Linked DNA regions of Mus musculus: region 2 is linked to region 1. Evidence: chromatin contacts called from ENCODE Hi-C or POLR2A ChIA-PET data. All regions are on one chromosome and are shown on one strand. Each heading gives the region's core, a stretch centred on a gene start or an enhancer-like site at or near the end of the contact. The rest is flanking DNA. Distances are from core to core; before and after follow the strand shown. Region 1 holds the start of Me3 (malic enzyme 3, NADP(+)-dependent, mitochondrial). Region 2 has its middle 47 kb from the start of Ccdc81.

Region 1 (2,981 bases), core at 107-2,606:
GCAATGAACTAGTAGATGACTTGTTCATTTATACCTAGGGGAAAACCCTTTTCTTATGCATCCCCTGGGGATGGTCAGCACTGAAGGGAATGACTAGAATAATGGCTTCCAAGTTGACATATTAGGGGCAACCTCAGAGACGAGATGTGGCAGTTGTTTAGAAGATTGGAATATGATGTTCCCAGTAAAAGTGTTAGCAGAGGCAAAAGCCCTGAGATGGAGGTGAGTAAGACAGGGAAATGGGGAGAAGCAAGTCAGAGGAGACCTCAAGGACAGCACAAGGTGAAGTGGGATGAGATGAGAAGCTGGCAGGAGCCAGGCTGGGCTTAACCAAGGCCTCCTGACAACTTAGGAGTTATCCCATACACAGAGCGATGTATTTCCTTTAGAAGGAATCTCTTGAACACTAAGTGGAGGAAGTACACACTTAAATTCAGGGAGAAGTGGACATCAAGGTGTGAGTGACCTAACATCTATGGTCTATGGCTGGTTCCATGGGGTTCCTAGAAACTTACTTAGGAAGTGGGGAACGCAGATCAACAGAAGAGAACGTTCTACAAAGCAGGAAGTGTTCTGTACCTATATACATTCAAACATGGTCTCAACTGGTTTAAAAGAAGGCACTTACTGTGACTGGGATTTAAAATTGTATTTTATTTAGAAATTTTATTTACTGTAAAATGGATTTAAAATTGTATTTTATTTAGAGTATTACAGCTACATGTGGCTAATGGTTACTATACTGACAGCATTCTTGCCCAGGTCTTGCTCAAGAGGTGGGGGCATGCTGACCCTCAAGTGTTCTCCCCTAAGTGCCATTCAGACCTCTGGATAGAGAGTGCCAGGGTACAAAAGCACAAAAACCCTCATGTGGGAGGAAAATGAGCTTCATCCTGTCTTGTTATGAAGAGCCCCCGCGCATATCCTCAAGGAAAATCTGGTCCCGCAAGGAAAGGTTTGGAGACTGTTTTACTGAATGCATCAGTCCCGTGAGCTAGCACTGCCTGTGAGGTGCTGCCTTTGGCCAGAGAGTGACAGGGGACAGTAGCGCCTTGCCCCACCTGCTCGCAGTGGGACTGCATAGACTTCAGCTTCTCCAGTTAGGCAGGTAAGCGGAAGAAGGAGAAACCAAGGTTAACCACAGGTACTGAGGGTGCGGGGACTCCTTGGAGAGTATTCTCCCATATGGGGGCAGGGAGGCACGGGCTGTCATCCGCACGGGATCTGCTTTCTGGGCTTGCTTTCGCTTTGCTGGCTGAGGGGTGAGCATCGCAACCAAGCGAGGAGCAGGTGGCCTCGGACAAGGGGAGGAGGCTAGCGCCTTCCATCAGGAACCCCCAGCCTCTCCGAGAGCTCAGGTCCGGCGCCCTGCTGGCGCGCAGGACCTGGCTTGCCTAGAGGGCACCCCTGACCTTGGTCTCGCCCTGGTTCCAGGTCTGTGCCAGGGCTATGGGCGCCGCGCTGGGCACTGGCGCGCGGCTGACCTCCGTGCCTCGCATAGCCTGCAGCAGTCTTCGGCGCCAGGCACCTTCCGCGCCCGCCCAGGGCTGCCACTCCAAGTCTGGCCCGCCTCGACCCGTACCCCTGAAGAAGCGCGGATACGATGTCACCAGGAACCCCCATCTCAACAAGGTAATGGTCCGGGTAGGACGTTGGATCCCGTGGTTAGCAGGGAAAGACGCCCCGCCCCCTGGGCTTGGGACGAAACCTATGGCGTCCTTCCAGAGCCCTCTGGTTTTGCCTCCTGGATATTGCTCTGTTTGCTTTGGCCTTTTCGTCCCCCTCTTGACATGGAGAGATGTGATCAGTTTTACTGACCTTAATTTCCTCAGCAAAAACAATACAGACCCAGTGAGTATTCCCGATGGTCCCTCTGAGCTAGAGTCAGATTTCCAGCAGATCTTGAGGACAATTCATTTGACCTCCGTGAATTAAAGTATCTGTTAGAGATTTCTTAGGAATGTTGCAAGGTTTAAAAGGAAAAACAGGAAAACGGAGGCAGAGTTCTTAGCACAGACTCGGGCACCAATGAGATAATAAGTGTTAGCTAATGATATGGTGAATATCTGGGAAAACATGAGTCCGGAAGACAGAAAAGTCTAGAATTATAGAACTTTTAGTACTGGAAGAAGAATTAAAGATTTTAATTTAAACCAGTCCTGTAACAGAATGCAGAACAAAGGGGTCTTAGCCAAGGTGACCAAATGCAGATCTCTAATGCTTTGGCCGTGTTCAGCCCACTGCAGATACCTGCATATTAACCTAGGAGCACACCTCCTTCTTGTAGCAATCAAGTTTGTATCTTTGGTTCAGAGGATTGTGAGGAACAGAAACTGGAAGCCAAGACTCAAGCCAGTCCCCCACTCCCCACAATTCCTCGTGTTTAACTAGCAGGCTCAACGTTTTTCAGCCTAATAGTATGACCTCATTTGATTATTGTAAAAAGTTTCAAAACCACTGGATTTGAATTAATATTTAAGCTCTCATAAATGCTTGCTAAGCTATTACTGCAAATAAAATGTGAGAATAGTCCTCATGCAGGAAGTTCTCAAAAAATGTTAGTAGTTTCTCTGATTCAGGATGGTGAAATTCCAATGACACAACTTCTATGGAAAATGCTATGTTAAAGGGTGAGGCCAACTGTGCAGTGCTGTTTCCTACAGCATCAACTGAAACTAAGGAAAATGTCTGTGTGCTCAGATTCACTTGTCACACTGACCCCCTACTCTCCAAAGAGACCTTGAGTTCCCGGTACTCTGCTCCGGTACAAAGCATTTAAGGTATCCATGCCTGTTTGAATTGCTTCAGTAGTGCTAGAAGGTGAGAGCCTCTTTCAGCAAATAAAAAGCCCTTCACCAAAATCACATCCAGAGAAAGGGCTGCAGGTGAGGCTTGATGGAGAAGCAGAGGTGACTCCCTGACGGTGCAGTCTTGCTCTGGTTTCTAGTCTGGCTTTGTGATGCCACTTTATGTGAAGTCTG
Region 2 (3,112 bases), core at 17-2,516, 220 kb after region 1:
TGCATTTGGTCACTGTGAAACTTAAAATCCCACAGAAGCAACTGTGGAACAAACTTCAAGAAGGTGAACACCAAAGAGCAGGTAAGTAACTATATACTTGCAATGTTTGAAATGACTTAAGGAATAAACCACATGAGGTTTGGAATGCTGTTTATATTTCGGGGGGGGGGGGGATTTTAATTCTGTATAACTAAAACCAGACAAGTACTGTGTCATGTCTTGGCAGCCAATCTCACTAAATTTCTTACATATCTTGCATGCATAGTAATAACCATGACAGAGGTTGCACTGCTGTCAAGCTTGTAGCTTTAATATTCCCATGGAAACACTATCAGTTTCATTCATTAAGCCTATATTATTGACTAAAATGTGCAATGAACTTGGTCATATCTCAAGCTCCACTCCCAAGGAAACAGCATCAAGCAGCCATCTTGTATTGAACGCTATTTTTCCATTGGAGACTCTAAAAAGCAGCAACGTTTTAGAACACTGTTTCTCCAAATACAGAAGTTGCCTGCTGGAGAAATCTCTGACCCACTTTTGTCTTATAAGCCATAGCTCCTCTTCATTTTTTACTGCAGCAAGCACTGGAGTTCTCCCAAGACCTGCAGCACAAGGTACAGCCATACAACAGCCAAGCTCCTCACGAAATTTCATGTTTTCAAGACTTAACCTGTCGTCCACGATCTGCTTGGACGGTGATGAGCCATCATCAAAAGGCCAGCCTAGAACTTGGATACCTTCTTTCTCAACAAGAGCCGTGTCTCAAGTTGCTTCACACACTTATGTGTGTACTATCATGGTAATTCTGTAGTTCTTCTAAGTCCCTCTAACTCTGTTCTGGTTGCACAGGTTGGATTATGTGAGATAAGAAATCTCATATTCCTGTAAGTGAACTCCACAGCAAATGGGTGGTTCGTCGAAGTTGTGTTAATCTAGTTAAAAATAGAACTTCATACGGTTATATTTTTTAAGTTTTTAAAAATACAAAAATGATTTCAAGAAACCAAAGTCAAATACCAGGCACCTGAAATTTCCAGAGCTTTGAAGATGAAATTGGGACTGACAAAGAAAGAGCCTTTCAACAAGCATCAATGTGCGAATAGGGAAGCAAGGCAGAGATGCTTGCCCGGGCCACTCAGAACCCGTGTTCCAATGACCCAACTTGACTCTACTTTAAGAGCGTTTGGCTGGAGAGCACTGATGGCTCCCTACAGTCCACTCAAAACAGTCATGCTGTGCCCAGCAGCTATCTCCAAGGACCTTTTAGAAACTCCATAAATGGCTGACCGTCAGCCCCACGGAAAAGAATCAACCGACTCATGAACAGCTGCGTCCTAAGCGCACAGCCAGCTGGATCCTGGTGACACAGGCAGCAACAGCAGTGTAGGCCCAGGAGCTGCAGACGGACTGCCCCAGGGAAACAGCATCTCCCCTGGCTTTGAAGGTGGAAGAGCCACAGAGGGAGCCAATCCACACCCTGCCAGTCACAAGCCTCTCCCCCCCCCCCCCCCACCCCCGGAGTCCAAGCAACTTGAGCACCCCCTCATCAATCACGGATCCAGAGCCAATAAGCAGAGGGTTTGTGAGGCCCTCCCTCTGAGGATGAGGGGGGAAAGCCAGGGAGGCTGGAAGTCAGGGACAAAGCCTGCTTGAGACTGGAGAGAAACACGGGCTGTGTTGGGATAGGAAGCAGAAGGATAGCAGAAGGTTCTGAGCATTTGTGCCTGCTTCAAGTTTTAACTCTAGGAAACAACATTATTTGGATTCTTTTTCCAACCCAACACACATACACCTCAGAGTCTTATGTAGCTCCATACTGGCCTTAAACTCACAATGTACCAAGGATAGCTTCGAAGCCCTCATCCTAATGTCTCCACTTTACAAGGGCTGAGATTACAAGTGTGCGTGTTTATCCATTTTACGCAGTACTGAGAATGGAAAGCAGGGCTTCCAGCAAGCACCTTATGAACCCGAGCCAGTCCTCGGCCCCTGACATTCATTCTCCCACATTATGTGCGTGCATCAGCGTACGACAAATGTGTGGAGACCAGTTACAAAGGGAACAAAAATAATGTAAGGGATGGAGAGTAAGAACAAGTGCTGTGGAATGCTGACGTCAGGAAATGGTGGGACCACTGCCCTCAGGAACTCACAGTAGTGCAGTGATGGTTACCTGCACAAGCCCTGCACACGGCCGGACCAGTCAGCATTCCCTCACGGCTGGGAGAGAGCTCACTAAGTCCCACCACTAACTGAGGAACAATTGACGGCTTCTGGAGGAGGGAAAGTCATTTTTCCTTAGGGGCGTGGGCTCTGGTAGGTTTGCTATGTCTGACCTAGTGGATAACTAGACTCAGGCGGTTATTTTAAAGGGGGCAGGGGGCATGAAGGTAAAGTTCTAGAGAGGAGGTGAGAAGAGATATTAGGATTGCATATGATTAAGGTACATTATGTGCATGTATGAGGGGGATATAAAATTTTAAATGATCCTAGGCTAGAGAGATGCTCAGCGGTTAAGAGCACATGCCGGTTCTGCAGAGGGCCAGAGCTCAGCGCCAGTGTCAGGCAGTTCAAAGCCTCCTGTAACGCCAGCCCCAGAAGGTTCCCGCTTTTAGCATCCAAAACCACCTGAACTCACACGCACCCATCCCCACACAGGCACACACAAATCAAATAAAGCAAGACTGCTCTGAAAAAAGATATCTTACCTGTATTAGTCAGGGTTCTCTAGAGTCACAGAACGTATGGATAGTCTCTAGATAATAAAGGAATTTATTGATGACTTACAGTCGGCAGCTCAATTCCCAACAATTGTTCAGTCGCAGCTGTGAATGGAAGTCCAAGGATCTAGCAGTTACTCAGTCTCACGCAGCAAGCAGGCAAAGGAGCAAGAGCAAGAGCTAGACTCCCTTCTTCCAATGTCCTTATATTGTCTCCAGCAAAAGGTGTAGCCCAGATTAAAGGTGTGTTCCACCACACCTTTAATCCCAGATGAAAGGCATAGCCCAGATTAAAGGTGTGTTCCTTAACTCGGAGATTCAATCTTCTGGAATCCATAGCCACTATGGCTCAAGATCTTCAAACCAAGATCCAGATAAGGATCTCCAAG

The links. A loop is a pair of places that touch in the nucleus more often than their neighbours do. ChIA-PET counts read pairs that join two places held with the same protein, here RNA polymerase II (POLR2A).
Region 2: a map of T-helper 2 cell shows a loop between it and region 1 (2.4-fold over the local background). The contact joins the enhancer-like site here to the promoter of Me3 in region 1. A Hi-C loop is called at or near these places in 2 of 37 maps with a recorded cell type or tissue (Patski and T-helper 2 cell). POLR2A ChIA-PET finds 5 or more read pairs at or near these places in 1 of 5 experiments (Patski).

Annotation. Positions count from the first base shown.
Region 1 is chr7:89,631,462-89,634,442 of GRCm38, forward strand. Me3 (malic enzyme 3, NADP(+)-dependent, mitochondrial) reads left to right here and starts at 1,357. Exons shown (of 14, transcript NM_181407.4): 1 at 1,357-1,632. The coding sequence starts at 1,450.
Region 2 is chr7:89,855,170-89,858,281 of GRCm38, forward strand. No RefSeq gene overlaps it. Among named protein-coding and RNA genes, the nearest start is that of Ccdc81, 47 kb to the right of the region's middle. Within about 2 kb of position 1,267, at least 1 of the 3 ENCODE cell types and tissues checked has a DNase peak (open chromatin) inside an H3K27ac peak, as active enhancers do.